Regions from separate parts of the Mus musculus genome. Here region 2 is linked to region 1. A link is a loop called in an ENCODE intact Hi-C map of the cell type or tissue named here. Cell type or tissue: left cerebral cortex. All regions are shown on one strand. Links, peaks and the distances in the headings refer to the core of each region. The heading gives the core; the rest is flanking DNA.

Region 1 (16,359 bases), core at 5,224-13,223:
GTTCACTGGCTCTTTTCACTATTCTATGGGTCACCTGGAGTCCACCCTGGCCACCTGTACTTTCCCAGTTTTGTTCCAAAACATGAGGTGGACAAAGTACCCAGAACCCCCTCCACTGTGGATGGTAGACTAGCCGGCTGCCCCTAAGGGGAACTGTTCAGGAACTTTCTCATAAATGTATTTATAGTCACTGGGGCACCTCCCCTTGCACAAGCTGAACACACAGAGTCGTCTGCCCTCCTCACTGGGAACAGAAGCCCTCCTCTCTAGCCCCTCTAGAGATTTGAAACGACTTTCCCATACTCTGTGCACCGGGCAGCAATGTCTCCTGTGGGAGATGTTATCTGGGACTGGTGAAACTGGAGGGTGAGGGCCAGGCTCCTGGCTTCCGGGTGCTCAGGTGCCCGGTGGTGTCACAGGGCAGCACTCACGTAGTTAATGACACACTCGCTCTCGCCGTCCTCCCCTCTCAACTTCCTCACTAGGAGCTGGATGAAGTCCCCGAAGGTGGTGGCCATGTAAACATCCTCATTTTCTAACTCCAGCCCGTCACACAGCTCCTTCACCTCCTCCACCAGCCTGCAAGGAGAGAAGAAGAACAGAGAGCCAAGGGTTAGCAATGACAGCCAGGCATCAGCAGCTCTTCCGGGATGAAAGGCCAGTTTGGGGGCAGACATTTAGGCCTAGCTTCTATATCTGATGGAGGGCCCTTTCTGATCTCATGAATGATACACAAATACAACCAACAGTGGCTTCAGTGGGGCCATAGTAGATACTTGGAAGAGACTCCCTTGTCCCTGGACTCACCTCACAACATCTACGGATGCAGCTCCTGACTTGAAGAAATCTGTAGAGTCTTCTACCTCTGGGACATTGGGCAGAATTCGCATCCAAGAGCTCTGGAAAACAAAGGCCATGAGAGACAGAGCTGCTGGGAGAAGTAGGGTGCCGTTCTCATGGCTGGATGTGGGTTCCAGCTCCTGTGGTCTTCAAGGCACTGTCTCTAAGACCCAGAGAGGGGCACAGCTCTGGCCTCTGTGACACTAGGTTGCTGGTCTCCAGTACAGTGAAGGCAATGGAAAATGGCTGGGTATCAGAAAGGCTCACTCCTGGCTTTGGTGGGGCTGTCAGGGTTCCAGTGTTCCCAGCACAGGACTCACATGGCAGCATGGAATGATGGTGAAGGCCTCATGGACTTGTCTGCTCTGAGAAACTAGCTGGCTAGCACTCCTCTGACCTGCACCCTCTGAAGTACAGCAGAACAAGCTGCTGGCCTACTGGGCAAGTGAGGAGAGCACATCGGCCGGCACCCCCAGTGGTTATGGTAGGAAGGCTGTCCCTAACAGATGCCAGACTGAACTACCCAGTCGTAACATCCACTGGGACAACTTCCACCCTGCTGCACAGGACTCCACAGCAGCCATTGTAAGCAAGCATCTTTGGCTAAGAGCCTGCTGGTCCAGCTGGTCCAGTGACCCTGAACAGGCTCAGAAGCAGGGTTACAGCCACAGCGGCTGCTCCAAGAATATCCTGAAAATTTCTTTATTTGGAGGGAGGGGGTTAAATCTAGCAAATGTGGAGCTGTTCCCTCCCTCCTCTCCCTTCTTTCTTCCTTCCTCCTCTCTCTTCTTCCCTCCTTCCTCCCTTTCCTCCTCCTTTCTCTCCCAGACATTTAAAGTGCCCAGCTTTCCTAGGGAAGATGCTTGCTCTCTGCTATCCTGGACCACGTGGCACCTCATGACTGTCTCTTGTAGAGTCTTACTCTTCAGTGTTATAACACTGGTCCCAGCTGTGACCCACCTCCATTCAGCTTCAGATCATGGCAGAGGTGACCTTTTCAAACAGGGCTGTCCCTGCACTTTGGTGTCCCTGCACCTGTGCTGTCCCTGCACCTGTGCTGTCCCTGCACCTGTGCTGTCCCTGCACCTGTGCTATCCCTGCACCTGTGCAGTTCCCGCATCTGTGCTGTCCCTGCACCTGTGCTGTCCCTGCACCTGTGGTGTTCTTGCACCTGCAATGTCCTTACACACATAGTCCTCTGGGCTAAGGTTTATCCAGATCTTTTCTCTGTAGCCAGCTCTCAGCTTCCCTCCAACACTGACCCCATCTCTGAGGCCTCGTCTCACAGGCCCTGTTCTGTACAGAATGTCTTCCAAAGCTATCTTACTGTCTGCACCGATAGGAGCTCTACATGGACAGCAGCTTCACCCACCACTCCCACCCACTGTCTGGCAATCAGGAGGAGCTCAGCAAGTGTCCCCAAGTCCCTTAGCTTGTGAGGACTTACCACTCTCTTTTCACATGGTATGAGGGTGGTACTTGTTAAGTAAGGGACACACATGGATTCTTCATGTGCTGTAAAGTCCACGTGGAATTCTGCATTGGGAGTTTTCTCCAGACTACCTGTATGGTGGAGTCTGCTCCTGATGCCTAGGGTAGGGCAAGCTACAGCCCCAGGGCAGCCTCATGGGCACACCAACACCCTCTACTATGCATGCTGCTAAGACCTGTGCACTCAGTGAAGATTCAACTTACATGGCTGGCCTCTCAGATGGGTTTATCTGGATAGAGTCCTCTCAGGCAGAGGAGCAGTTGTCCTTGAGCCCCTGTCTGGATGGATGACTAAGCTGAAACCCTTCAGTGTCATCTGCTCAGCAAGGCTCAGTACCACAGGGAGACAGAGTGGGAGGGGCCAGGAACAGATCCTGGGAAGTGGCTGCTGACCCAGCTTCAGGCTATATCACCAGAGGAGGAAGCTACCTGTAGACCATTGTGGGGGAGAGCCAGTCCTGAGCAGGAGTGGAGTCGAGTCATGTTTGAGAGCGGTAGGAAGTTGGACTACTCCGTCCCCTGACTCAGGCCTGCATGTCCCAGGCACATGTAGTCCTGCACCCCCACCTTTGCTGACAGCAGAGGAAGTCTCATAGTTAAGCCAGGTTAAGGCCATGTCCAGTAGCACTGCACCCTCCATATGCAAACGAGGCATCCCCAGCACCCTGGCACCCTGGTAATGCTGTATACATACCCCATATAACTTACTCACCCATAAAGTTTAACAAGCCTTTATTCCCCACCTCCCCACCCCCCAATAAAAACGAGTTGCTCTCTAAAGTCTGTCTCCTAGAGAAGTCTGTTTCTGTTGCACTTACTTGCCACCTGAGGTTGTTCTCGCCTCCCTTCCCCTCTCTGGTGTGCTTACTGGGAGGGGGTGAAGTGGGAATGACAGACTGTGTAGGGAAGGAGCTAGAAGGGATCCTGTCTCTGAAGCTTTGCTGGTCACCGTCTGGATGTTACTGTGTGAGTTCCAGACACACACGCATCACAGGTGACAGGGTTAAGGCCCCACCTTTAACTATTCCAAAGCTAAATTTCATTTGTTAACTGTTTGGAGTGAGTCCCTAGAAAAGCCAGATTCAGTTGATCCAAATCCCAGGGGCCCAGGTACAAAGGAAGAAGGGACCAAAGACATCAGAAAGTGCCAACTCGGGACAGAGGCAATGCTGATTAAGGCCAGTGCATCCCCAACTCCAGGGAATGTGAACACATTAGACACATGTACAGGGTACAATCTGCCCAGCTGTGTGGCACCACTGAAGGTGTGTCTTACCCGCACGGCCTCTGCTGTGGCCAGCTCCTCCTCGGTCAGCTCCAGGGCACTGCTAGCAGACCCCTTGAAGAACTGGGAGGCTGGCATCATCTTGCCATCTTCCAGCTGGATATTCTTCACCAGCAACTGCAAAAGGGAGAACTTCAATAGGACCAGAACAGGATGGGCAGCTGAGCAGGGAATTCGCAATTTCCCTCCAACCCTCAGAGCCAAGATAGCCTCCAACCCTCAGAGCCACAGGAGATGACAGAACTGAGACACACTGTCCTAGGCATACGGAAGAAACCGTACAATGCATGTCTGTCCTTGATCCTAATTGTCCATCACCTGCCACTCTGGGCTTGCTGCTTGCTTTCTAGACTCTGTGTGTGCAGGGTGCATGAGTGTGTATATGTGTGCACTGCATATGTTCATGTGTGTGTGTGTGTGTGTGTGTGTGAGAGAGAGAGAGAGAGAGAGAGAGAGAGAGAGAGAGAGAGCTAGGGCCTCCCTCATGTCAAGCAGGCCCTTACCACTGAGTGCCACAAGCCAAGTGCTTTCTTTTGTTGAATAACGATGTTATTTCTACTAAAAGGACAGCGACAGCTTCTCATCAGAAAAAAAAAAAATGCTTGCAGCACTACAGTGAAAGTCAGCTGAGTCAACAATGCAGCGTTAGTCATGGGATCATTCCCAGAAGCCGGTGGCAACATCTGGAGGACAAACGGCTGCCTGAGATACAGGTGGAGAGAGGAAAGGATACAAGGAGAGTCCAGTCCTGGTCTGCACCCTCGAGGACAGCACTCCTGGCAGAGCCTGGCTCCAGCTCTGCGGAGCTTGTGTTAAGTGTGCAGTGCAGGCAGAGTCACCCTTCTCAGTGACGGCAAGCCAGCCTGCTGCCAGCTCATCCAAACTCATTTATCTTATCTTTCCTCTGTCCAACCTTCTAACATGTATTAGACAATTGTGTATGAACAAACAGAGTTCAAGTAACTCATCAAATACATTACAAAATCTGGCAATCTGAGGTAGATATAAGAATATTCCAGAGTCACAACCAGGGTCAAACACAGTGTCTAGAGCAACGCAGTTGCCTTTGAAGATATTCTAGAACTGTCAGCAAGCAGAAGGCCAGCTAGACCCAGCAGACAAGCCTGAGTCATGTTTCCCGAAGGCTTCTGTGCTCTGTTGTTTGGATGGTTGCAGGGGCAGAGACAGCCAGGGCCTTGGGGAACCTACCCCTCCTGAATGCTAACACCAGCCTCCAGCTGCTGCCAGGAGCTGGCCACCGACAGCCTACTGCACAGTCCCATCCTCACTGCACCTGATGCGAAAGCATCTGTGACCAGAGAGGCCAAGGGCTCCACACTATTCCAAGGACAAGAACAGCAGATGCTGACCCGTGAGCACATGTTCAGGGCAGAGGCAAAGTCAATGGATCCTCAGAGACACCTGGATCAGACAAACCCACTCCTTACCTCGTGGCTTTGCTCTGCCCTCATAGCCACATGGGATTTTTTTCCCCCTTAGGGTGCTCCTGAATAATCATCTGTGGGAGAATTTCCCTCTCAGATGCTATTTATAGGATCTCAATAACAGACAGATAACTTCAGTCTGCACACATGCGTTATACATACCTAAGTGCCCACCCACTGTTAAATGGCAGCTGATAGACAGCCTTGGCCTCTCATAATACAACGGCATGAGAATACAGGAGAGAACCTTGTCAGACTGCACAACTCTCCACCCTCCCCACCTTAGCCACACTCACACAGTCAAGGATGCAAAGTGTTGGAGACTTGCCTCTCACCACACCTGTGAGAAAATTCCCAGAGTGGAGTCTCAGGGCCACGGCAGTCTCAGGGCCAGGATTTAGGGTCCGAAGCCCAGCTCTGGCACTGACTAGCTTGAGAAACCTTGGGTAAACTTGGTAAGTCTTTTCATTTTGATTTGCTCCTCTGAAATATGCAAACAATATCTATAATTAACTCCTAGGGTTGTCTGGAGAATGAAGTGGGATGCCTGTTCGTGGTTTTTAAATAGCGGTTGGTGCCTAAGTACACTCCATTCAATTCAGCAGCTATTCCGATATGCAAAGTCCAGTAATAACTACCAGAGCTCAGCAGCCACCCCATTCAGAGAGAGGGAAACTGTGCTCCTGTGGCAGCTTCTCCCTTTACACTCGGTTCTTTCTGTCTCTTCAAGGGCAGCCTGGGGTCTTCCTGTAGGCTTTGAGCCCAAGGACAGCAGCGTGGGTAACTTTGAACCTATGATCCAGGCCGGTGACTCACAGTGTGCTTACCATTCTATCATCATTCCCAAAGAGGATGAGTCCCGCTTTGGTGACTAGGCCTGGACGATGGGCTCCTGGGATGGGTAGAGCTTCTCCCTGAGCCACCAGTCCTGAAGTGTTGAGTGTCGAGTTGAAAAACGTCAGCTTCTATGGCGGGAGAGAAGCCAAGAGACAGCCGATGAGTCCCTGCTATCTGCAGCCCAGCTGAAGCTCCACAGGGCTGAGAGGGCCAAGTGGCATGGGGGCTGATGTGACCCTAGGGTGAGTGTGCCTGAGACCAGCCTTCAGGGGGAACAGGAGAGACCTGGAAGAGCTGTAATCTACACACGAGGCTGAGGCGGACCTAGACCCAGTCTTTGGGAGCACAGATGCTATCCAGAAGATCTGAGGACCTGGATGCCTCAAGCCTCGGGCATCCTTGAGACCTTTGCACTTTCTCAGGGACACAGACCCCCAGGAAAGTTTTCTCAGGGTATGCCACAAAGCCACAGACCCTTGGCTGCTGCTGGCCACTGCTGCAGATGAAGCAGCCACAATAAAGGGTTGTGTGTCAGTGCAGAAAGTGAAGGGTCCTCTGCATAGTCCGCTTGCAGTGAGCTGGGGGGGGGGGGGGGTCAGGGAACTAGACAGCAGTCTGTATGGACACTGGGCAGACTTTGAGAGGTACATAAGACTTGCATCTCTCTATCCTAAGTCAGCTACTGCTCAGTTTCAGCTCAAAGTAAGTTGCCCCTCTCCTGGGGCAAGGTCAGAGCTGGGCCTACTGCATCTGAGAACATGGGGTGAGGCTCAAGCTAAGCAAATTCAACAGGATCCCAGGTTTCAGTAGGTTTCCGGGGCTACCAGTGGCAGCAGACATCTCACTTTTAGCTCTGAATGGTACAGGGTCTCCTAGTCCTGGAGTAGGGGGCATTTGGGAGAAGGTAGAATAGGAGCTCTAGAATTTATCAAACATTTTAAACCTGGCGGGTGGTTTTCAAGGTTGCAGGGTGGGGGCACACAGATCTTCTGCTGGACACCAACCTCATGGGAACCTACCTGCCCACAAGCCTCTGTCCAGGCACCTGGCACCTTGTCATTCCCACGGATCCAGTTGTGAATGGCCTCTGCTGGCTGGTCCCAGTTGATCTGTAGGATCCAAGATGTTGTCTCCTCAGCTAGCTTCTCTCATTCCTGAAGACTGCTGCACAGTGGGCCTAATCTTGCAGGTAGAACCTGGGCTTCCTCCTAGACATGTGTCTGAGTGCAGAGCAGGGTGCCCTGGTTTGGGGCTGTGACCTGAGTTCTCTCCCTGCACAGCCTGTAGAATGGCTTTAGGAAGAGGCTACTGTACTGTTGTCAAGGTGGCTGAGGTCCCACAGAGTCCCAGGAAGAGTGCTTTGGCCCATCCTGTAGAGCCCCACTACTGTATCTTTATGTATACAGGGCTCATGCAGACCTCCATACAGAGATAACCAGTCCCAAGAAGAGGCAGCCATAGGACAACCCACTGCTGCTCCAAGAAACCTCTCAGTGTCCTGGAGCTTCCAGCTCCAAGGCTGATATACGCCATAGCCCTACTTATTCTTCCTCCCTGGAGTGATGCTTCTTCTACTTAAAGAGAAACAGGAAAAACATGATGCCTGAAGGGACCTTGTCCCTCCACGTTTCGATGCTGTGCTGGAACCCTGCCTTCCACTGCTGTTCCTATAGCATCAGTGGAACCTTGCTTCCCTGAGCCACTTCTGCACTCCAGACACGGGTGATGCTGGGTAGCTGGGTTTGGTACTCACCATGGCTGTCTCCTTTTTCTGAATGCCCTCATAGGTGGCTCCTTCCTCAGGCTGGGGACGGCGTGGGGCTGTGCCCTCTGCAATCAGTCGCACAGCCTGAACCTGCAAAGGAGACTCCAGTCAGCTTCCCCAGCATCAGCGTCCCACCCACATCCAGTCCTGGTCCTCACCCTGCAGGCACCTGAGAAGCCTACAGCATGGACACAGGGACACAGGGTATGGGTGACAGGATTTGGGGAGAGTGGAATGGCACACAGACCATCAGCAACACATCCTCTTAGATTATAGATGCTCTAGATCTCTAGGGGAGGAAACAACCAGACCCCACTGGGGATAACAGACACACAAGCCTATGGGTTGCTGTCTGGAACCTTCTTGAAGGAGAATAGCTCTCAAGCCCTGATGTGGGCTTCGACATCTGTAGTAAAGTAACTTCTCTGGGGTCTGAATCAAGGAGTGAAAAGGAGGCTGTAACCCATCCTGAGGAGGACCCAAAGGAGCTATTGTTGACAAGAAATAGAATGCCATGGGGCTGGGGAGGTGGCTCGGTAGTTAAGGGCACTGGGTGTTCTTGTGAGAAGACCTGGGTTCCATTCCCAGCACTCACATGACAGCATACAACCTCCTATAACTCTACTTCTATGGGATCTGATGCCCTCTTCTAATATCCATGGTGCACATATATACAAGCAGGCAAATGCTCACACATGTAAAATAAATAAATAGAAAAAAATTAAAGAAAAAAATAGGGCATCAGAACTGTAATGCAGGGAGGGTTGCCTGTTGAAATACACTATAGTGATAAACATGGGCTGTGTTTGTACAATCCTGTACAATTGCCAGCTCCTGGGGACTTCAAAGGTAGGTGTGTGTGTGTGTGTGTGTGTGTGTGTGTGTGTGTTATAATGCAGGAGATGAAACATACAAAGTAATCACTATACTACAGAGCTAGATTCCCATCCCCAAATTCCTGAACGGAAATTAATTATAATTAATTTAAGTAGACACATGTGACCAGTGGTTGCCTTGGATACTCTGTCTCTAATGGCCATCTGAGTCATTTGCTGTGGAATGTGAAGTCCTCTCATCTCAGGCTAAGTATTCAACAAGGCAGCTTTGCTCACTACTGTTTAACACACAGTGAAAACATTAAAGACAAAAAGGCAGCTGATGTGAAAACAGACTGTGGTGAGGGGCAGATGGCTCAGGGCTTGCAGTGGTCTGGTGACTGACACCTTGCTCACTGCCATGTGACAAGGCTCTTTGTCTGTAAAACATCCTGGCCTGATTATCAAGGGCTTTGGTCCTCTCTCACTAGCCTACCCTACAGGAACAATATACACACTAGGACCTCCTGGGGGCACTGTGTCCTTCCTTGTCTTTCCACAGCCCTGCCCAGTGGAGAGTCTGGAACACCACTGCAATTAAGTGGCTATCTTCCCCAATTGATCACAGCAGGATGCATATCACCGAAGCAGCCAATCAGTGTAGGAGGCAGAGGTCCTTGTGTTCAGAGATAAGGACTAGGGAAATGAGGAATGTTAAACAAGCAGGGTTAGCCTGCAGTTATAGTGCTCACCTTTAATCCCAGCACTCAGGAAGCAAGAGCAAGTGGATCTCTTGAGCTTGAGGCCAGTCTACTCTAAAGAGTGAGTTCCAGGACAGCCAGAGCTACACAGAGAAACCCTGCCTCTAAAAACTAAAAAAACCAACCAAACAAAAACCATGCAGGGTTGTCCCTTTAGATGGAGAGATGTTTAATAACCGGTTGTCTGCCCAGAAGGCTGGGAAAGGACATGGTAAATAGCCTGGTGACATTTGTGCTATGCTATCTATGTGGCTGGGACCACACCACATCCTTCCCCAGACCCTTATCATGAACTTGTTTTCCCTCACTCAATCTACACAACCCATCTTTATGACAGGTGTCACATGTACTTTACAAAGCAGGGCTTCGCTGTAGTCATGTCTTAAGCTTTTATTGTACACACAGGATTGAATTAAATATCACCAGGAAGTCTTTTTTCACCAAATTGTGCTGTTCTTAAATGTGCCTAAAATAAACATGAAGTGTGAACCAACACTGGCTACTGAGTCATACTGAACCCAATTTCCTTCTTGCTTCTCTTGGATCGACACTCTGCAGGCCCTGATGTTTATAGAGTCCCCACAAGTCAGAGTATTCTTGTTGCTCAGGCCAACAACTGAGTCAGCATAACCACATGACCCATAATGTCCAATCAGAGTCTTCCTTGATCTTTCAGCCATATATCTTGGAGAAATGGGGTTTCTCACCCCATGGAAGCTTAGACATAGGAGTCAAGGATCTTTCATGTCATGCAGGACATCTGACCTGAGGATAAAATGAACTAAACAGAAAAAGGACCAAATTGAGACGTGAGAATCCAAAGACTTAGAGGCTTTTGGATTCAACCACACCTGGCCCACCCTGTGTCTGGACTTGTCTAGTCAATGACTCCAACCAAAGTGCCTTTTGGGCTAACACCCTCTTGAGTTGGGCTCTGCCTACTCTGCCCACAGTTCCTTCACGTTCATCATCCCATCCCTTTGAGGTCCTAAAGAGTGAGTGCCCTCTTTCACGAGTCCTGAAATTGAGTGTGTATGCCTGGCCAGTGGCGATCAGGAAGGGCAATGGAGCCAAGAGTCTAGAGACTGTGTCAGGGCAGGTATGTGATGGGAGGGCAGGCGTGGCCAGCCTTCAGTCTTACCATCCCTTTGATGCCCTCTGGGAAGAGGAAACGGTTGTACAGCGTGCTCACGGTGTCATCTGGAAGCACGTCACACTCCTTCTGCAGCAGAAGGTCACCAGTGTCCAGACCGTCATCAGCCCAGAAGATAGTGAAGCCTCCTTTCTTATCTCCATGAATGAGGGTCCTGGAAGATACGAGGAAAGTATCAGTCTGATAGAAAGTGTCACAGAGGATACCCTGGGAGCTGGTCCCTGGCCCCTGCCACTCTTGGGAGGGGTCTACCTCCTCCCATAGGGGGCTGACACCTTCTCCTATAGAAAGGGAAGAAAAGAAACAGCGTTTATGATCTCCAACCATGCGTGTGCACCACCACCTGACAAGCGTGCTGACTTAACACTCCCCTACTGTGGTTCAGGGAGACACACGGCAGGGCAGGGTAGGCATCAGCACCATGCACTTGACTGCCCCAGAGAGATGTTTCAGGTTGAGGGAGGGTGACATGCCAGGCAAATTGAGGGTGGAGCCCATCTTACCAGTTGATGGCTGAGGCCCCTCGGTGCCTGGGCAGCAGAGATGGATGGTAGATGATGGAGCCATGCCGGGGGGCATTGATGACCTCCATGGGTATGAACTGGCTGCAGAAGGGGAGCACGTTGAGTTCTGCACCCAGAGCCTGGTACTTGGCCACGACCTCGGGCAGAGCCTGTCCTCGAGCCCGCCACCGAGGGAACTTAAACACGGGCACGCCATCCTTCTCGGCCTCCAGGCCTGTGGAGAGAGCAGGTGAGCAAGCTTCCTCTCTGTTCTACCCACACACTGTCAGCTGTCTCTACCCAGAGAAGTGGCTATGGGCCCATTCTTGGTCCCCTTCCGGAACAGTTCCCACTGTCCAGCAAAGTTCTGATGTGGGTGGGGCTAGCCGCGGGTGAGTACTGGGCAGGGACTTTCCTGCTGCAAGCCCTAAGGCCTCCGAATGCCTCCCTTGCTCAGATCTCACAGGTTCTCCTTACAGCCCTTTCCAGAGGCCCCTCCATGCCCAACACTATGTCTTCCTCCTTTCCCCTGACATCTCTACTTCCCTTTCCCTACCTCTCCATCCTCTGGGTGTCAGCTGTACCAGGAGGAGGTGAAGAGGCCAGTGTGTGTGGGGGGGGGGGGAGGGAGGAGGACAATAAGGGTGAGGAAAGAGTTTGGTCCTTCGGTGGGATCCTGTCCACCACCCTAGTCAGATGCCTCACCCTAGCTATAGGGGTTCCTTCCCAGAGAAGCCAATTAATCCCTGCTCCCAGGATGCAGACCTGGCCCCGCCCGATGTACACACTCTGTTCCTCACACCTGCAGCCTGGAGGCCCAGTCCCGGCCTGCAGGGCTCCTTATAGGCCATTTCCTGCACAACACCATCCCCTCTTATCCTCAGGTTGGTGGTAACAGCGGCCTCTGGAAGGCACAACCCTGACCGTCAGGGGCTCTCTTTGGCTGACCATTCTTCAGTACTTATGAACATCCTTAAGCAATTCTCTTAAGAGCACTCCTGTTGTGTACAGTCCACCCTTGACCCTGCTCTCTGTCCTCATCTCTGCCACCATGACCTGATGTGGTCATGAGGGGCAATATTTACATAGTCAATGTCACCAGGTTTGGAATCAGTAGGAGGGTGTTGCCAAGGTGCTAACATCCCTGGGATGTGGATAACGACATCTTATGTACCGAGGTAAATAAAACAGGAGAAAAGAGCCAGCTAACGACCAGGACAAATCTCAGCTTCACAGTGTGACCAGCTGTGATGAGACTAGGTTGGACTACACTTCCAAAGCAGCCTCACTGGGGCCAGTGAGACTCCTGCAGGCCATCCAAGGTCAAGGCCAAGCAGTGGTCCCAACAGGGCCTGGGCTGGTACTGGCAGGTACTGGGAGCAGACATTGTCTGGTCACTGTTAGTATCTGTTTGTAGAGCTCAGACAGTGGGGTCATGTATATCATGCTGTGGTCAGGTGCAAGGCTGAGACCTGGCAGGCATCATCAGAGTCCAGGGGTCAGACTGTGGCTGCTTGCTCTGCCCTGGATCTGGCTGGTCCCACAAAGTCACTTTCCTACTCTCAATCTCCCATCCTTAAGCTGTACCCCACAGTCCTCCTCCATCAGGCCTGAGAAGGCCCTGTTCATCATATGGAAGCCCCAGCATCCTGGGTGCTGGGCTCCAGTTCCAAGGAAAGGGTCCAGGACTGAGGTAGGGCTCTCCCCAGTGAGGTAGGGACACCCAGAAGATGCTAAAAGGGAAACCTCTCAGCTCTATCCACTCTGTGTGCCAGGAACCTTTGGGTGGACTGAGCACTCAGGGCTAACAGAGCCCCAAAGATGGTGACATGAACGGAATGACAACCCCAAGAGCCACCCCTAGGAGGTCTTCAGAGATTAGATGCTTGGGTCAGAGAAGTTAAGAGAGGTATGTGGGACAAAATGGACTTCTCTATGCCCACTGGTCAGGATACAGATCCCACCCCATAGTCACTTTATTCCAGGGCAGTCCAGCAGCCACTTGGCATCGGGGTGGATTCAGGATGGAAGGTGTGTAAGTGTCCTCTGCAAGGGCTGTGCTGTGAGACCCCAGACTTTACCTACCAAGCCCACCCTCCTCCCTGCCCCTGAGCTGCTCACTCACCCAGGGGATCTGCTTTCCCATCCTTGTCTGGGATGGTGAACACACCCACCACCTCATGGCCCTCCTTCCTTAGCTGGCAGTAAACCTCCTGGCCAAACAGGCTCTGCCCGATTACTGCAATCTTCATGGCAACAGAAGGTTGGAAGGCACCTGTTGAAGGAGCAGCCAGAGGGTTAGAAAGGGCTCTCTGGAGTCGTAGGAAACCGCGCGGGCTCCTGCGGGTGCTTTCTCCTGTCTTGGCCATCCCTGGGGCTCCATGAACAGCAGGCTGCTTTGGGGAGACTGCTACTGTGCAAGGGGACAGGGGTACCCTAGACATCTGTGGATGTGAAGACTGATGACAGCTGTTGGATCAGACAGTGACTGTAGCTTTAGGGGGCTCTCTTCACTGATCCCTGCAAATTGTCACAAACCTGGTGCAAGTCCTCAGAGACATTTTAGAACATTCCCTGGAAGTGACCCATCTGTGACCTTGGCCACACCACTTTAAGCCTTTGTTCCCTTGCTGTTAATGAGAAAGCCACCACACTTCTCTTGAGGTCACACCAGGCTTATTGCACCAGGCCCAGAAGTCATGAGAGAGACAACAAGGAGCTTTGCTTGACACCAGCCTCCAGAGCACAGGGTGACTGAGTTGGGAGGGGTGCTAGTGGGTAAGGCTGAAGAGAGGGACATTGGAATGAAGAGAAGTCAGTGTGGATGGCTGCCAAGTTCAGTACCTTCCTGTAAAACCCGAGGTACTCTCTGGTATCTTTCCTTAAATTGTCCATTTATCACATATGCATGGTTTAGGGAAAAGACCAAAGCAGCGAGCACTTCACACACTCAGAGGCGCAGAAAACAAGGGTGTGAAGCAGCCTCACGAATTCCCACAGGCACAGCTTGCTGCTGTCTGAGCACCCGGAATGCCTGTTGCTCACCAAACACCAGGGGCTCTCTCAGCACAGAGCACCGATCTTGTTTGCCTTGGTCAACCTCACACATCTGCCGTTCAGACTTAACCTCATGCCTACTTTCTCCGCCGTCTCGCTAGCCTGTGGACATGTGAGCTGTCAGGGCTCGGTGTTTGTGTCACAGATGGCCATGCTGGCTCAAACGCTGCACAACCTCCACAAAAATCAACTCCAAACAAATCACAGACCTGAGGTTATAAGCCACTCAAAGATAATAAGAGAGACATGGGCAGCCTTGCATCATCAATAGCTTTCAAAGCACAGAACTGGAGGGCTCATGAAAAGAAGAGTTAAGTCCTTCACTCAGTTAAATACTTCTACTTTTAAAGGACTACATCAAGAAAATAAAATGAGGCCAGGCATGGTGGTGCAGGCCTTTAATCCCAGCACTTGGGAGGCAGAGGCAGGTGGATTTCTGAGTTCGAGGCCAGCCTGGTCTACAGAGTGAGTTTCAGGACAGCCAGAGCTATAGAGAAACCCTGTCTAGAAAAAAAAAGAAAAAGAAAAAGAAAAAAAAAGAAAAAAAAAACAAAGAAAAGAAAAGAAGATGAGAATCCAAAAACTGGGAGACCTGAAAAGCCAACCCTCAAAACTCAGTCAAAAGAGCAACAACTCGATTCAAACCTGCTAATAAGATGTTGCAACATATAACAAGGACACTCCAACATACAACAAGTTCCACTATGTTTATAGCAGCCTTATTTATAATAGCCAGAAGCTGGAAAGAACCCAGATGTCCTTCAACAGAGATACAGAAAATGTGGTACATTTACATAATGTAGTACTGCTCAGCTATTAAAAACAATGACTTCATGAAATTCTTAGGAAAATGGATGGAACTAGAAAATATCATCCTGAGTAAGGTAATCCAATCACAAAAGAACACACATGGTATACTCTCACTGATACATGGATATTATAATGCCCAGAAGCTGGGAATACCCAAGATACAATTCACAGACCACATGAAACTCAAGAAGAATGAAGACCAAAATGTGGATGCTTCAGTCCTTCTTAGAAGGGGGGACAAAATACTCAATGGAGGAAATATGGAGACAAAGTGTGGAGCAGAGACTGAAGGAAAGGCCATCTAAAGACTGCCCCACCTGGAGATCCATCCCATATACAGTCACCAAATACAGACACTATTGTGGATGCCAAGAAGTTCTTGCTGACATGAGCTTGATATGGCTGTCTCCTGAGAGGCTCTGCCAGAGCCTGACATATACAGAGGCGGATGTTTGCAGCCAACCATCGGACTGAACATGGGGTCCCCAATGGAGGAGTTAAAGGACTGAAGGAGCTAAAAGGGTTTGCAATGCCATAGGAAAAACAACACTAACAACCAATCAGATCCCCCCTCCCAGCTCCCAGGTACTAAACCACCAACCAAAGAGTACACATGGAGGGGCCCATGGCTCCAACCGCATATGTAGCAGAGGATGGTCTTGTCAGGCATCAGTGGAAGGAGAAGTCCTTGGTCCTGTGAAGGCTTGATGCCCCAGTGTCAGGGAATACCAGGGCGTGGAGGTGGGAGTGGGTGGATGGGTGGCGGAACAACCCTCATAGAAGTAGGGGGAGGGAGGATGGGATAGGGGGTTGGGGGGGGACTGGCAAAGGGGATAACATTTGAAATGTAAATAAAGAAAATATCCAATAAAAGAAAAGAAAAAGAAAAAGAAAAAAGCTGGTGGAGGCCAGAAGGTGGCATCGGATGTCCCTGGAGCTAGAGCCTCAGGAGGTTGTAAACTGCCTTGCCTCAGTGCTGGGAATAGAATGCAAGTCCTCTGGAAGAGCAGCAAGCCCTCTTAACCAGTAAGCCACCGTTCCAGTTCCCCAAAGCATGCTTGATCTAAGGCACCCCTCACTGTAACTATGGGTTCTAGAACCCACTCTGCGCCAGACACTTTTATGTCAATTTGACAGAGCTAGAGCATTGAAGAGGAGGGAACCCCAATGGAGAAAACACCTCCATCATCAGATCAGGGCGTAGGCAAGCCTATGGCCATTTTCTTAATTAGTGATTGGTGTGGGAGGCCCAGCTCGTTGTGGGTGGGGTCCTGTGCTGGTGGTCCTGGGTTCTTTAAGAAAACAGGCTGAGAAAGCCATGTGGAGCAAGCCAGTAAGCAGCACTCCTCTATGACCTCTGCATCAGCTCCTGCCTCCAGGCTCCTGCATGTTTGAGTTCCTGACTTCCATTGATGATGAATGGTGATGACAAAGCATAAGCCAATTAAACCCTTTCCTTCCCAAGTTGCTATTGGCCATGGGGTTTCATCACAGCAATGCTAGGACACGCCCTCATTGGCATTTCTTCAAATGGACAGAAAGCTAATGTCCACATAAAACCCCACATGCAGCATTACTTAGAACTGACCAATCCTGG
Region 2 (16,359 bases), core at 3,426-11,425, 880 kb after region 1:
GAATATGTTCCAACTGGTAATAAGGACACATGCTCCACTATGTTCATAGCAGCCTTATTTATAATAGCCAGAAGCTGAAAAGAACCCAGATGTCCCTCAACAGAAGAATGGTTACAGAAAATGTGGTACATTTATACAATGGAGCACTACTCAGCTATTAAAAATGATAAATTCACGAAATTCTTGGACAAATGGATGTATCTGAAGAATATCATCCTTAGTGCTTAGTGAGGTAACCCAATCACAGAAGAAGTCATTAGATCAATATACACTCATTGATATGTGGATATTAGCCCAGAAACTTAAAATACCCAAGATACAATTTGTAAAACACAAGAAAATCAAGAAGAGGGAAGACCAATGCCTGGATACTTCATTCCTCCTTAGAATAGGGAACAAAATACCCATGAAAGAATGACAGAGACAAAGTTTGGAGCTAAGACAAAAGGATGGACTATCTAAGACTATCCCACCCAGGGATCCATCCCATAATCAGCCACAAACCCAGACACTATTGCATATGCCAGCAAGATTTTGCTGAAGGGACTTTGATATAGCTGTCTAGTATGAGGTTATGCCAATGCCTGGCAAATACAGAAGTGGGTGCTCACAGTCATTTATAAGACGGAACACAGGGCATCCAATGGAGAAGCTAAAGAAAGTACCCAAGGAGCTGAGGGGATCTGCAACCCTATAGGTGGAACAACAATATGAACTAACCAGTACCCCCAGAGCTCGTGTCTCTAGCTGCATATGTAGCAGAAGATGGCCTAGTTGGCCATCACTGGAAAGAGATGCCCCTTGGTATTGCAAACTTTATATGCCCCAGTACAGGAGAATGCCAGGGCCAAGAAGTGGGAGTGGGTAAGTAGGGGAGCAGGGCAGGAAGGGTGGGCATAGGGAACTTTCGGGATAGCATTTGAAATGTAAATAAAGAAAATATCTAATAAAAAAGAATATCATTCTGAAAATTAATTAATTAATTAATTAATATTCAATTGCTAAACATAAAAAACACCATGTTAACAGCAAGGATTTAAAGAAATAATTTTTTGCCATTTGACAACAAGCCAAGTAAATTGTGACGCAATGTCATACTTGCTCATTATATAACCAAATTCCATTACCTACAGGAAGTAATCCTAAAGGTACCCAAAGAAATGAAGTTTGGCAAATGGATGTGTTTCATTTTACAGAGTTTGGTAAACTGAAATATCTTTTTTTTTTTCACTTTTCTCTTTTTTTTTTATTATTAGGTATTTTCCTCGTTTACATTTTCAATGCTATCCCAAAAGCTCCCCATACCCACCCCCCCAATCCCCTACCCACCCACTCCCCCTTTTTGGCCCTGGGGTTCCCCTGTACTGGGGCATATAAAGTTTGCAAGTCCAATGGGCCTCTCTTTGCAGTGATGGCCGACTAGGCCATCTTTTGATACATATGCAGCTAGAGTCAAGAGCTCCGGGGTACTGGTTAGTTCATAATGTTGTTCTACCTATAGGGTTGCAGTTCCCTTTAGCTCCTTGGGTACTTTCTCTAGCTCCTCCATTGGGGGCCGTGTGACCCATCCAATAGCTGACTGTGATCACCCACTTCTGTGTTTGCTAGGCCCCGGCATAGTCTCACAAGAGACAGCTATATCTGGGTCCTTTCAGCAAAATCTTGCTAGTGTATGCAATGGTGTCAGCGTTTGGAAGCTGAAATATCTTTAAAGGGGAGGGGAAGGGTAGGAAAATTAGATTTGGTTAGGCCTTAAGAAAGTCAAGCTAGCAACTGTTATTCAGTCTCTGATGCCTAGAAAGCTCAGGGCTTGACTGAAGTTCTGACTGGATCTGTCTGAAAGGTTGAATGAGGCAAGATGATTTTGACTCCTGGTATCATGGAATCCATGACACCAGGAGTCCAAACACGTCAATTCAGCATGTCTGAGGACGAATCTGACCAAAGCTGTACACTCTGTAATATACAAATCTCAAAAGAGAATTTAAGTACTGTGATGGTTTGTATATGCTCAGCCCAGGGTATGGCACTGTTGGGAGGCGTGGCTTTTTTGGAGTAGGTGTGGCTTTGTTCGTGTGGGATTTAATATCCTTGTCCTGGCTGCCTGGGAGTCAGCATTCTGCTAGCAGCCTTCAGATGAAGCTGTAGAACTCTGAGCTCCTCCTCCACCATGCCTGCCTGGATGCTGTCATGTTCCTGTCTTGATGATGATAAAAGATATTCTCTGAACCTATAAACCATCCCCAATTAAATGTTGTCCTTATAAGAGATGCTTTGGTCATGGTGCCTGTTCACAGCAGTAAAACCCTAAGACAAGTACCATTAAAATATCTGTATGGATTGTGTTATTCTGTGTAGGGTGCACACTAGTTAAGGATGAAATTCTGCTCCTTGTTTGAGCATGTGAAAGACAGGTGTCTTTTTATGAGCCAATTTTAATAATAACCAATCATAAAACAGTTAAAGCCATTTCATTATTAAAAAATCATTTGACTATGAGACATGTCTGCTCCTGACAGTACCTCCCCCCATCACAATTCAAAAAAGATATTGAGCATCATTACCTCCAGTTGGGCTTGATTATTGTGGCAAGGCTGCCACCTAGCTGACACAGGTCATCTACAGACAATACTGTCCAGAGAAGGACAATTTTTGCCGTATAGTTGACTATTAGCTTTGCTGAGACAGGATCAGTGGCCCTTCAACTTTTTGCATAATAAGTATGTCAGATAGATGATCCTTGACCAGAAGGCCTAAGACAGAAGCTCTTGGATTCTGAAAAATGGAGGACTGTCCAGGTAATCAACCATCTTTATAAATTGGTCAAGTTTCATAAGCTATGCCTTGTGCTTCCTATATTTTCAGTTAATATTTAGTCACTCTCGGATTTCTGATAGGGATAAAGACTAGTTTTAGTCTCATAATCAAACTCAAGTTGCATAAGATAGAGAAAGTTTATATAGTAGATAACATAGGTTTCTAGTGATATTACAGGCTAAAATTCTAAACATAATCCAATGATAGAGTCAATTCTTTCATTTAGGAAATATGGTAGACTACTTTATCTAAATTGACAAATTGATGGACTAGATGTCATTTGTACCTCATACTGTGTAGTTTGCTTAATAGTTATGGTTTTGTTCAATTTGTATCTGGGAGAAGAGCTTTTTTATAATCCCTTAGGTTGGAGTGGATGGTTCTGGCTATTTTATAAATTATAGATATGTTGTCATTTTGAGGGATATTGTGCAAATGTTGTAACTTTGGACAGGAAGAGGAAACAAGAGAACTTAGATTCAGGGATTTCTACCTTTCCTCTTCTCTGTGCTTCCTTCTTAGATAAAGGAGAGGGAGTTGTAAAGGAAAGTGGGGGATATAATAATATTATAGAAATTAGAGAAATAGAGATAGGATATTAAATTTACTCCTAAACAAAGCATTGTATAGCCATAATCTTACATTGGTAGAAACTTTTATACTTGATGCAAATTGGAAGTTTTAATTTCTTACATTGGTAAAGAATTTGTATGTATTAATACTGGTTTAAGGTTTTCATTGGTATAAAATTTTGTATATTAATACAAAATTTTAAATTAATATTATTGCTCGTAGATAGGCATTATGCCTATGCAACTCATATAAGAATACAAAGGCTGGGAGCTGCAGAAGTGGCTCATCAGTTAAGAGCACTGACTGCTCTTCCATAGGTCCTGAGTTCAAATCCCAGCAACCACATGGTTTCTCACAACCATCTGTAATGAGATGTGACACCCTCTTCTGGAGTGTCTGAAGACAGCTACAGTGTACTTACATACAATAAATAAAGAAATCTTTAAAAAAAAATAAAAAGAATGCAAAGGCTTAGACTCAGTCTCTTTAATAGCTGCTATTACAAACTGTTTAGGATGACTGTACTGGCTAATTTTGTGTCAACTTGACACAGGCTGGAGTTATCACAGAGAAAGGAGCTTCAGTTGAGGAAATGCCTCCACGAGATCCAGCTGTAAGGCATGTTCTCAATTAGTGATCAAGAGGGGAGGTCCCCTTGTGGGTGGTGCCATCTCTGGGCTGGTAGTCTTGGTTCTATAAGAGAGCAGGCTGAGCAAGCCAGGGGAGGCAAGCCAGTAAAAAACATCCCCCCATGGCCTCTGCATCAGCTCCTGCTTTCTGACCTGCTTGAGTTCCAGTCCTGACTTCCTCGGTGATGGACAGCAGTATGGAAGTGTAAGCTGAATAAAACCCAACTTGCTTCTTGGTCATGATGTTTGTGCAGGAATAGAAACCCTGACTAAGACAATGACTAAGTAATGTAAGTTAATAGTTAGATAGTGAAACTTATGGTCATATTAGATTCTAATTAACTACAACAAGTGTTTTCAAATAGTATTCAAATAGTGAATAGCTAAGCATAATGAATGTTTGACAATTACATTTAGATAGTCTTCAGAAGTTTCAGAGATCCACAGAATATAGAACTTAATATTATTTCATCACTGAAGATCATTTGACTATGAGACAGGTGTGATCCTGAGAGTGTCCCCATCCCACTTCAAGGAAGATATTGAGCATCATTGCCTCCAGGCTGAGTTGTTTCCATCTTGGCAAGGTAGCCCTGGGCAAGAATTGCCCTAATTCATCTGCAGACAAAAATACTGTCCAAAACAGGACAAACAGATGTGGCATAGTCAACTGCCTAGTTCTGCCAAGACAGGGTAAGCTAGTTCTTCATAATTCCTGTTTCATTAAAGGTCTGTCAGATGTTTCTGTGCCAGATGGCTGAAGATAGATGCTCCAACGTTGTAAGAAATTAGGGGACTGTCCAGGAAGTCACCTGTCACCACAAACTGTGTAGTTTTGGAAGTTGTACCTTTGCGCCTCCTACATCTTCAGGTAATATTTAATTTCTTCTCAGATCTCTGATGGGATGGAAGACTAGTTATAGTCTTATATCAAACTTAAGTGGTTTAGCACTAAGGAAGATAATCTAGATTTGTAAGGATAGATTTCAGATGGGAATACAAGTTAAAATCAACATAATTGAGGCACAGAACTATAAACATCTTAAGTTAGGAGAGATGATAGAGTACTTTATCTAAATTGACAAATATGAAGGGCTGGATGTTAAGTGTATGTCATATTTTATAATTTACAAAATTGTTAGGGTTATGTTCAATTTATATCTGAGAGAAAACAGCATTTTTATTGGACAAAAGGGGGGAATACGTTGTGAGTAGCCCTGATGCTGTTTGTATTCTGATGTTAATTCTGCTTCCTCAAGAGAGGCTGCTCCCTGACAAGCAGCTGATCATGTACTCAAGTGATCTTAGGTGAACCTTTTCCCCATTTTAACTGGTCAAATAAAGGCTAGAGGCTATGATTGGGCAGTGGAAGGAAAGCTGGGACAGGGGGTCTTGGGGCAGGTAGAAGGAGGAGGAGGACAAGGAAGGAGAGAGGACAAAGAGGGGGAAGCCAAGATGGAGCAGAGCCACCTGGCCAGGAGAACTGCAAGTAGCAAAGGGTCTCATAGCCGGGTGTGGTGGCGCACGCCTTTAATCCCAGCACTTGGGAGGCAGAGGCAGGCGGATTTCTGAGTTCGAGGCCAGCCTGATCTACAGAGTGAGTTGCAGGTCAGCCAGGGCTATACAGAGAAACACTGTCTCGAAAAAACCAACCCCCCCCCCAAAAAAAAATACAAGTAGGTGCAAAGGGTCTCATAGCTGGAGAATAAGTTAGTGTCGTGTTAGATCTGCCTAATGTAGGCTTATAGCTTATAAATATAACTGAATTGTGTGTTTTCTATATGGGCTTATTGGGGTTGAAAATGACGGCAACAGTCTAGATACACAAATGCACACACACACACACACACACACACATCACCCCAGCACTAGCCACTGCTGTCAGGATATTTAAAGGTAAGGAAAAGCTGAGAATCTGCTGCAGGACAGGGGAGCCTAGTGAGAGTGGAGTGCAGTGCTGCCCTGCACTGCACATAGAGGAAAAAGAAGAGACGGGTGGACCCAGGCAAAGTGACCCAGGGTTAAGAGTGGACCCAGGCAAAGTGACCCAGGGTTAAGAGTGGACCCAGGCAAAGTGACCCAGAGTCGGGAAAGAATAAAGAGGAAAGTTTAAATTCCATGATAAAAGTGAAAATAAAAACAAAATACTAAAGTCTAGGAATATTATAAAACCGGTGCTAATGAAAGTCGTGTGTGTGTGTGTGTGTGTGTGTGTGTCTGCACACAAGCCCTTTCCACCCATGGTACAGGACTTTGAGCTGTTAAAAATCACTGCTATCGTCAAGTTCTTTCTATAAGTGCGTGTGTGAACTTGTTGAGTGTGCTCTGCTGCTAGTAACTTCCAGGCCTAGAGTTCTCAGGAGGAAATTGAATCTGGTCCACCCTAAGATCCCAAACCACATGAGATCAGCTATTCTTGGGACTGGCTGCAGACATAATGTTGGCAGATTCGTTGCTAGCCCAGTCACTCTCCCATTTGCAACTTTTATTTGAGTCCAAGAAAGACATCTCCCATGACCAAGTGCAGGTTATGTTTTCAGCCAAACCAAGTTTACTACCAGGTCAGGAGCACATTTGAGTCGGTGCTTTGTCGCCACCTGCTGGAGCAAGGAGGGACGGCCACCTCAGTCCTGGCGCAGCAATAACCCTTGTGAATAAAAGGTGAGGAGTCTGCAGCAGCTGACCACACCCCCCAAACTCCCATGGGCTCAGTGAACCAGGCTCTAGGGCCTCAAATTCGGACTCCGCTATTGATTATTTCTGTGGTCTTGGCAAAGTGATTCGCCTCTCTTTTCCTGTTCACTGGAATTCTGTGGTTGTAACCTTCTTAAGTCGCTGTGAAGGCTAAGATGCTGTCACGCTTCCATTGTGAGTTGAAGGCTGCCTGTGCAGCTGAAAAGTAAGGCTGTGGGATCCACAGCTGCCTTGTGGTGCTATCATTGATCTAGAAATTCGTGTCCAATGCTCTTCTTTTGCCAGGTCCCCTAAATAGGTTGTTGTAGTTTCCCGCTCGTATTTGGTTGTGTATGTGATTTTAGGAAAACACAGATTACAGGGGAAGGTTTTGGGTTGGTTTGTGTGTGTGTGTGTGTGTGTTTGTTTGTTTGTTTGTTTGTTTGTTTGTTTTTTCTGAAAAGTACCCAGAGCTGCTAGGAGCCCTGACCTGGGTAAAGGAATGGATGAAGGAGAGACACACTTCACCACAGACAATGTCAGGGAAAGCACAGGAGGCGAGGCAGAGTGACGATAGGCCTCCCTGAGGAGGAAATGGGCAGAGACTAGGGGTTGTAAAATGTCATCGAGATTGATGGTGTCTCTTCTAGAAGCTGCATTCCCCATGTCCTTTGCAGGCCCTTGGGTTTCTTCCTTGGCCCTACAGAATATACGCTGCTCTCTGGTGCCACCGTGTGGTACAAAGGGGAATCCGCAGGAGGAGCCAGCAGGCTCAGGTCTTCAGGCTCCTGCGAAGTCTAGACCTCATTTAGGGATGCTGGACCCTTTGAAATGGTGACCATGAGAGGATGAGGCAGCCTAGAAGTCACAGAACCTGAACTTTCCCGGGCTCATCTGTGCTGGGGTGGTGGTCTGCTTAGGCAGGCTTGCTCTTGCTTCTCTCCTGGAACAGAGGTAAGGAGCGTCTAACCAGTGACATCCAATGGGGCTGCACCCTACATGAGCATGCAGAACGTAACTCCCTTCATTCTGCCCAGTTTTTAGCTTTATAGTCTTCTTCTGGCTGAGTTGGGTTCTGCCTAGATAACCTTGGGTAATTATCACTTCCATCCCACCAAGCCCAAGGCTTCATTAGGGGAAGGGGGGTTGCCTGGGACATCTTGGGACGTTAAAAGTCTAATCTGGAGCCTGTGGGTGTGTTAAAGAGGAAACTCACACGCATTGATAAGCGTCAAATCCAGCCAGACTGTGTGGCTGGAAGCTGGGAGAAACTGATTCACTATGACAGCTGTCCATCTTTAAAAACATCTAGGTTGGCCTGACACCCTTCAAATTAAGTACATTGAAATGATGTGTTAGCCAATGTTCACCTCATGTGACAGTCCTGAATGCATGGCTTTCACACCACATAGGATGACATATCTCTGTGGGTAAGGGCCCAGTGAGGCCCTTACAGATCCTGGTTCCACCCTGGCTCTCTTTCTCCAGGGGCCTGTGGTGAGAGCCAGTTTCCTCCAAGCCTATGGGGGTGGAAGTGGACAATGACAGGGCAAGCTAGACACGGGCACTAATTCGTAACTCATGCACCCTGCTCCTGGCAGAGCTTCTCTGGCAGAGGGAGAACCAACCCACACAAGGCCTTGAGAACAGGGAGACGGAGGCAGATTCAGCCCATGGCCTCAGCAACTGAGTAAGGCCCAGACATAACTGACTCCTTAGCCATCAGGGCCCTCGTTATTTTCAGATGTCAACTGGAACAGTAGGAGGCCCTGCTTTGTTGCTGGCAGAACACAGGCCAGAGCCACCCCTTGCCCCTCGTCCTTTAATATAGATGCCTTCCTGACTTTCATCGTTTATCACAAACAGTTCCAATACCAAGGAGACCCTGGTGGGCACTAAACAGAAGGAGAGCAGAGGATGTGGCTGGAACAGAGCTCAATCTCCAGAATCCACATAGTGGGAAGATATAAGTCATTTCCACGATAAGTGAACAAAAACAAATAAACAAATGCAATTAGAATGTATAATGAACACAATTAAAATTTAAATAGAGATTAGTATGACCTAATTTTTCTTCTATTATTAAAAAAATACAAATCCCATGTTCCTTTACTAGATGAGATAGCTTGGGTCCTGAAATGGTCACCAGGGTGGCCTCTGATTACTCCTTAGAAAGGGACACAGGGGATGGAGAGATGGTTCAATGATTAAGAGCACTGACTACTCTTCTATAGGTTCCGAGTTCAATTCCCAGCAACCACATGGTTTACTGAATAACATTCAGTAAAAGCCAGACAGGAACGACCAAGCTCTGAGAAACAGAGGACTTTAAACATGCCATATGGCCTGAAAGGTGGATGCTATATGAAAATATATGGGGAATCTGAAGAGAAAGATAAAATATAAGAGCCATGGCAGTTCTACCAGCGAAAACCCAATCTACACATACAATGCAACACCAGGGAAATCTGTGCAAGGCCTTTAGCAGCAGATGGGATGGGACAGGATACAATTGGGGGGGGGGTCCCTGGGGCCAAGTCAAGGTGGGAACAAGAGGAATCTGAGGTACACAAAATTAATTCCAGTGCATCCACACTGTTAGTCTACAAGCAGAAAATATATAACATATTTGAGGAAGATATGACTGAGAATTTTCCCATTAAGACATCAAGTCATGGATCCTAGAAGCTCAGTAAAGCCCAGAAAGGCTAAGAATGAAGAAACATCCACCATAAGTCCCCGTGTGACGCCCTGCTTGCCCAGGTTTCAGTTGCCCACCAACTGCAGTCTGAAAACATTAAATAGAAGACCAGAGATATACAGTTCATCTGAGCAGACTCCCACCCCACCCCATGGTCCCTCTCCCCCTCCCCCATCCAGGGATATGGAACCTTCCTTCATGCTGAGTATCCACAGTAGATTCCTCCTTCCCACTAATCAGATTGGCTGCTTGTTCTTAGTTGCACCTGGCTTACTACTGCAGTGGCCCTGGAGAGTCACTTGCCCAGAGCAGCTTCCTCCAGAGAGATCATTACTAATAAGGAAAGAAAAGTGCTGAGTGCCAGGTTGGCTGTGGTGACCTGAAAGAATGAATCCTCTACCCACAGAGCTGTGAAGAAGGCGCAGTGCTCTCATACCAACCACAGAGCAGATGTGATAAGACAGAAGCCTGCTTGGGATGAGAAAGGCCCTCTGTGTGTGCACAGGATGAGGTCTGGTCCCATCTGTGGATTCAGGTAGCCACTGGAAGCCCTGGGACAAGGCCCTTCCTTTCTGAGCAAGGGGGAGCTCCAGCTGATGTCTTAAGTATAGCTATGTAGTGATGCGAAAAGGCACATAGAAGGAACTCAACAAAGTGGCATGATGCATTCACAATGATAAAGGACAAGACGACCCGGAACTTAACCTTTACAGTGCTGATAGGAAACACAAGTCAAGCTGGATTCCCCTATTCAGCAAATGTCCTTCAGAAATGAAGATAAACATAGACCTCCACAGACCGATGAAAGCCAAGGACTAGGTCCCCACCCGGGAAAGCCAGATGGAAATCTGAATGAGCTCACACCAAGATGAACTGGTTGGTTGTTTTTCTCACTTACTCTATAAATGGGCAATTGCTTAATTCCCTAGATGTTAAACAGGAAAGCGTGAGTCCCAGAAGCTCTGTATGCTCTAAGAATACAGTTTGGGAGATAAGGAGATGGTTCAGTGGTTAAGAACATTGGCTGCTCTTCCAGAGGACCAGAGTTCTGTTCCCAGTACCCCATTGTGGCTCACAACTGTTTAACTCCAGCCACAAGAGATCCAGTGCCCTCTTCTGGCCTCTACAGGTACCAGACATGCATATGGTGCACAGACATACATGAACAAAATACTCACATACATAAAGTCAATAAAAAAGACGACCAGCTATGCACTAGTCAGTGTTTGCCTCGAGGGGGTGCATCCAATATGCTTACTCTTCACACAACTGGCTGCATGGCCTCTCTGACACTGCAGTGACCAGACAGAAGTGTACAACACCTAGCCAGCAACTGCAAAAGCACCACTGTGTGTTCCAGGATTAAATCCCTTCCTGAGAACACATTTGGTAAGCATTCTGAACTCACCATTCCCAAAGGGTAGCAGCCATGCACCACCTTTGAATTGGACAGAAGTGATCACAGGTAAGGGATCCTGGTGGCCTTGGGTCCAAGTGACCTGATACCCACAGCATCCCGCAGCAGTGCTTCCAATACGTGAGAGAACAGCCAGCAGTCCCAGAAGCTAATTCCTACGTGGGCCATTCTAGATACAATGACACCTGAGTGCAGTCTGTCCCTGGCACTGGGGTACAGGCGTCATGAGTCAGGACAGTCAGACCCCTCTACACAGACCCTGCTCCCTCCCCCTCCCCCTCCCCCACATACACACGTCTGCCCCTCTTTTCTCTCTCCATCTAGCCTATGTCTAGTCACACTAACTAGAAACAGACCTCTTTCCTTTGACCTCTACACATCTTCTTACCTGGTCAGGCCTGTCATTTGGTTGATAGTTCAGGCAGTGCTTGGAGAACTGGTTAGACATCAGTTGTGAAGTATGATTTCCCTATCACATGTGGTGCCAGTCAGCTCAGACTACCCAAGATAACGGATGTATAAAGAAGAAGGGCCACTGCTATGGTGGTGCATGCCTGCAATCCCAGCCTTTAGGAGGCTGAGGCAGGAGGATTTTGAGTTCCAGGAGAGCCTTATTTTAACACCAAGTAAGACTCTGCTTCAGAAAAAAAAAAAAATACAGGCATTTTTTTTTAATTTTAGTGTAATAGTTTTCAATGGATCATGACTTAACAAATCATGTTTAACGAATTAGATCACACAAATTGTAGTAAAATCTTTTTTAATAGTACCCTTAAGATAAACATGGAAAACCAATAGCAATACAAGGACATTTTTTTTCTCTTCTTTGTGATGCTCCGTTAGACTAGAGGCTGGGAGGAGAATGGCTCCACGGTTCTCCCCTCAGGAGCTATGCAAGGAGTGAGGCTTGAGTCAGGCTTCTGACAGCAGGTTATATTAGTGGGAGGCCAGTGCAGCCAATTGCTCTAACCTGGCTCCCCAAACACCACAGATCCATAAGTGCTACACTCTGGGCAACAAGCCTCTTTACAGTCAAGTCCACAACTGAAAGATAATCTCTTCATGGAAACAAAGTGAGGGGTCAAAGCACTAGCAACTGGGAAAGGGAGGTGGGCTCACTGTGCCATCTAAGGCCTCGTGGGGTGAAGTCGAGGCTGACGTGCAGAAGTCGGCCTTGGCTCACCTCTGCAGGTTCCGAGCCAAGGTGTCAAGGAAGCAGCCTGGCTGCTGCATGCCGTCAGCTGAGACTCCAGATGCTGCTGCTGCTGCTGGTCCTCTGCCGCCTTCTCGTCTCTATGCCAGGAGAAAGTCCGGCACTGGTCCCCAGTGCCCAAGCAGATGTCATGGGCACAGAGTGAGAGTGTGACAGGGAAACCCAACAGCAGCAGGGCTAGCCTCAGCAGCCTTTCTGAGTAATGTCCAGCCCTGAGGACTTTGTGATTTCCAATGTTGTGAATACCTGTTTGCAAAGAAAACAAGAGATGGCAACGTTACTGCTGCTTTAACAAGGACGTGCTCCAGCTGCACTGAGAGAACACATTGAGTTAGGTTGCTAATATAGAACATACTAGAATCAAAAATCTCTGATGTTGCATTTCAAAATTGTTTTGAAGCTAGGCTAGTTAAAGCCGTTGTACCTCACTGTGGGCTGGGGAGACTCTAACTGGGTAAAGAGCTGGCAATGTGAGGACCCAAGTTCAAGCCCTGAAAGCCATGTTGAATGTGCAGGTACATGCTTATAAAATCTCCATGTCATGGAGACGGAGATAGGTACATCCTGGGACTTGCTGGCCAGCAAGCTTAGGCTATCGGCAAGCTTCAGGTCAGTGTGACACCCTGTCTCCAAAAGAGGTAGACAGTACCTAAGGAATGACACGCAAGGCTGTGCCCTCGGCCTGCACGTGCACGCGCACACATATACACACACACACACACACACACACAGAGAGAGAGACACATGGATACACACAGACATACCCTCCTGTTCCTTACCTCACCACAGGTGGGGTGGATTCCAATGGTATCATCCAGTAGCTGCTTCGTGAGCCCACATTTCATTGCAGCTGCAAATCCCTGCGTGATTTCACCAGCATTTGGCCCCAGAAGGTGAAATCCCACCACACGTTCCTTTAATAGAGACAGAACACAGAATTCCCATAAGCTAAAGATCAGAATGAAAGTCTACTCCCTGTCATTCACAGCTAAAATATATAAGATCACCCACAGGAAAGGAACTGAGCAGTGAACAGCCTCTCAAAGGATCTGTCAAAGGACTCGGTAAATGTGTGGTAAGAACTCACACTCAAATTTACTAGCACACTCAATTTGCCTACCTACCGGTGATGGAGCTCATGGGTGGGTGTGACTTCTGAATTCCACTGAGACAGGGCCACACAAACATGGCACATATGAAATAAGGCCCTACACTGGTGTGATCCCAGGGGCTGTGATCTTAGGAGGAGGATTTGTGGGCTCCGTGAGCAGGTGCCTGCTCCTGACACTCAGTAGAGCTCAGGAATGGCTGGTGGAGGCCGTCAGCAAGGCAACACGCAGTGGGTGTCAGGGTCATGGGGGCCACAGGCTGTGGCTGGATCCTGGCCTCCATTCTGATCCACCGTGAACACAGAGGCAGGGACAGAGGGGACAGAGCCAGGTGCATGAGACATCCCTGCCTAGTGCCCTGGAACTTCTCTCTGAGGGCCTCCCCTCAGCACTCCATATGCGCCATACCACTGAAGAAACACACACAGACGTGCACTGTACACAGAGCACTGCACACAGTGCTGGATGGTAGCCAAAGTGTCAGGAGCCACAGTTGTAGACCATCCGTGTGAAACCATGGGCTCTGGGCAGCAGCTCCTCCTGCGTCCTAACAGGTGCAGCTGAGCTGAGAACCTGCTCCTGTGCCAGCCTCTGCAAACAGCTGAGAGCTCGCTCCTGCCCTGACTGCCATCTTTTAAAATGCCATTAAACCCAACTGGCAAGAATCCAAGCTGTATTTTAAAATCTTAGGGGGTCAGGCTGGAGGCGCAACGCAGGGCAGAGGGTGGACTTTGCACAAATAGGCTCTGGGCCCAAGCCTCAGAGAAAATGGAGCAGACTGGAGAGCACAGCATCTACATACGTTGTCGAATTTGTTGCAGATTATCTTTGCATAACAGGTGTTGTTGTCTCTGCCAGCAACTGTCCACTCGAGAGGCCAAAACAAGGTGTGATACACCTAGACCAGAAGGGAAAAGCTTGAGATTAGCATCGTACAAAACCTACTCCTTGATACGCTCTTAGCCTCCTAAGATGACAGGCAGCAACAGCTTGTGTAGCATTGGAAGCCCAGGGTCCCAGCTGGAACACACTGATGGCTGCATTAGAGCCAGGCTCCCAAAATGCCAACTTGTCGCTTTTGCTTTGTGCAGCCATTAGTCAGAAATACAAACAGCCTCCTGTCGGCTAAACTCCATTTTCAAGCATTTAGAGTGTTGCTGGCGCCTGCGTGGGCTGAGAAGGTGACTACTGAGACCCCTGCCTAGTGTCACATTCACCCCAAACCTAGCAGATCAGCAGGCACAGAGCTGTCCCGCCTCCTGAGCACCACACCCGTGCTACTGACCCCAGCTTCCACCCTCCTTGGATAGCCATGTCTCTGGGGAGGCTCGTCTGAGTCATTATCCATGGGGCAGAGCCTTTCAGACCTGAATCCCCAAGGTCTTAACTCGCGTACCCGACCTCCCCTGCGCCATAGCTCTATTCTTCCTCTCACTTTGCCAGTGAGACAGAGTTTAGATTCACTTAGAACTCTCCCAAGTAGGCAGATGACTTCTCTAACATCAGCACAACACAGACTTGCAAAGTTACCACATAAAAAGTGGCTTCAAGGACAGACAGCTGATTATAAAGGACATATGGTCTTACTTCCAGATTCTCTTTTTTATACATTTCGATGGCTTTCTCTTCCGACAGTCCACAACAGCCATATTCCAGAGGTGTGAACACCGTTGTTGGGATGTTAATATAATCACACTAGAAGAGAAACACACCAGACTTCTGTGACCTGCTTCCCGGCAAGTTTCTACAATATGGATTCGTAAAAGGCAGCTGGGGCTATGTCAGATCAAAAGGGACTTGGCGGTTATAGAAGACTGGAGAAGCCTAAATTTGCTGGTGAGCATGTAAGAGAGCATGCCCGAAATGTATTTATTATTTCATTTCATGTGTGTGGTGTTTCCCTGAATGCATGTTTGTATTCCACCTGTGTGTCTAGTGCCTACAGAGGACTGAAAGGGGTATTGGATGCCCTGGAACTGGAGTTACAGACAGTTATGAGTCACTATGTAGGTGTTAGGACTTAAAAAAAACCTGGTTCTTCTCCAAGGGCTATAAGCATGTGAGCACACACACACACACACACACACACACACACACACGCACATGGGGATATGCATGCACGTGGAGGCCTGAGGTTCGCATCAGGAATCTTCCTCCATCACTCTTCCACCCTATCAACTGAGACAGACTCTCTTAGTCAATCCCAGATGTGCCTGATACAACTCGTCTTGTTGGCCAGCTTGCTCTGGGGATCCCATCTCTGCTCTCCAAGACTGGAATTACAGGTGGGCCACCACACATGTGTTTTAAGGGGTTCCAACTCTGGTCCTTACACGTGTTGGCAAGTGTTTAGCCCCTGTCCTATCCCCCCACTTAGCTGAACTTCTGCTGAGTTCTCGGGAAGGCCCTGCACTAATCAGAAGGGAAACATCTTTGTGTTTAAGCAGCACAAGCACCAGAAGCTAGAGCAAATTAGACTGACGTCTACCACTTCAAGAACTCAGAAAAGAGAAGTGTATTTACTAGAGTTATTTCGAGGAGAGGAGCAAGCTGAGCGGCACAACTCAGAGACCTGAGCGCCTCGGCAGAGGTTCCTGCAGGAGCCACCAGCTGTCTTCCTAAATGCAGCTGGGGAGCAGAGTCCCCCCACCCGCCATGGCACACAGGAGGATTTCTGGGCACCAGCCTCCTTCCACTTGTCCACCCATTACAACCACTGCCCTTACAGACACCCTAAGTGCCATGTACACTGTGGGGATGTGCATCACACAAGCAGAGGCACCACCTTGCATCTGCCAGCCCTGCCACAGGTCCCCAGGACTACTGACAGAGCAGTGTGTTCCTCACAGAGCAAGGTGAGACTCTTGAGGACACTATTATTCCCACAAACCTTGAGCTCTTATCTGATGATACAACTCCTAGAAAAGTCCATTGCTTCCTCAGTGGAATCACCCAGATCCCAAATGTCTCACTAAGGAATACCAAGACAGGAAACCACGCTGTTCATAGCTGTCATCTTGCAAAAGATGGAAGTGAAATTGCATGTGAATGGGGTTGACCAGGCAGGCAGTGCGAAATGCTCGCAGCCTGATCAGGACACACTCTCCACTGAGAGCTGCAGCAGACCACTTAGGAAGCTTGTTTCCAGCCCGTTGGATAATTCAGGCATCTTTTTCTGCCCTGGAGCATCTGGGTTGCAGCACTCTGGCATATAACTATACTTTTGG

The links. A loop is a pair of places that touch in the nucleus more often than their neighbours do. Peaks named below come from ENCODE experiments on the same cell type or tissue, not always from the same donor. Only the 100,000 strongest peaks of a DNase experiment are listed, where the experiment ranks them.
Region 2: it touches region 1 in a loop (4-fold over the local background); 11 of 42 quality-filtered maps call a loop at or near these places.

Annotation. Positions count from the first base shown.
Region 1 is chr6:90,554,013-90,570,371 of GRCm38, reverse strand. It overlaps Aldh1l1 (aldehyde dehydrogenase 1 family, member L1), which reads right to left. Exons shown (of 23, transcript NM_027406.2): 2 at 13,021-13,170; 3 at 10,896-11,130; 4 at 10,381-10,546; 5 at 7,652-7,753; 6 at 6,918-7,007; 7 at 5,889-6,026; 8 at 3,608-3,733; 9 at 808-899; 10 at 432-579. The coding sequence starts at 13,147. Among named protein-coding and RNA genes, the nearest start is that of Aldh1l1, 11 kb to the right of the region's middle. In left cerebral cortex, for the core only: a CTCF peak has its summit at 9,044 (motif pointing right); DNase peaks (open chromatin) are centred at 5,522, 9,079 and 9,770; H3K27ac peaks cover 456 bases.
Region 2 is chr6:89,670,639-89,686,997 of GRCm38, reverse strand. Txnrd3 (thioredoxin reductase 3) reads right to left here. Exons shown (of 16, transcript NM_001178058.1): 13 at 14,720-14,827; 14 at 13,935-14,030; 15 at 12,803-12,937; 16 at 11,469-12,269. The coding sequence ends at 12,201. Among named protein-coding and RNA genes, the nearest start is that of Txnrd3, 35 kb to the right of the region's middle. In left cerebral cortex, for the core only: CTCF peaks have their summits at 6,626 (motif pointing left) and 7,431 (motif pointing left); DNase peaks (open chromatin) are centred at 6,625 and 7,426.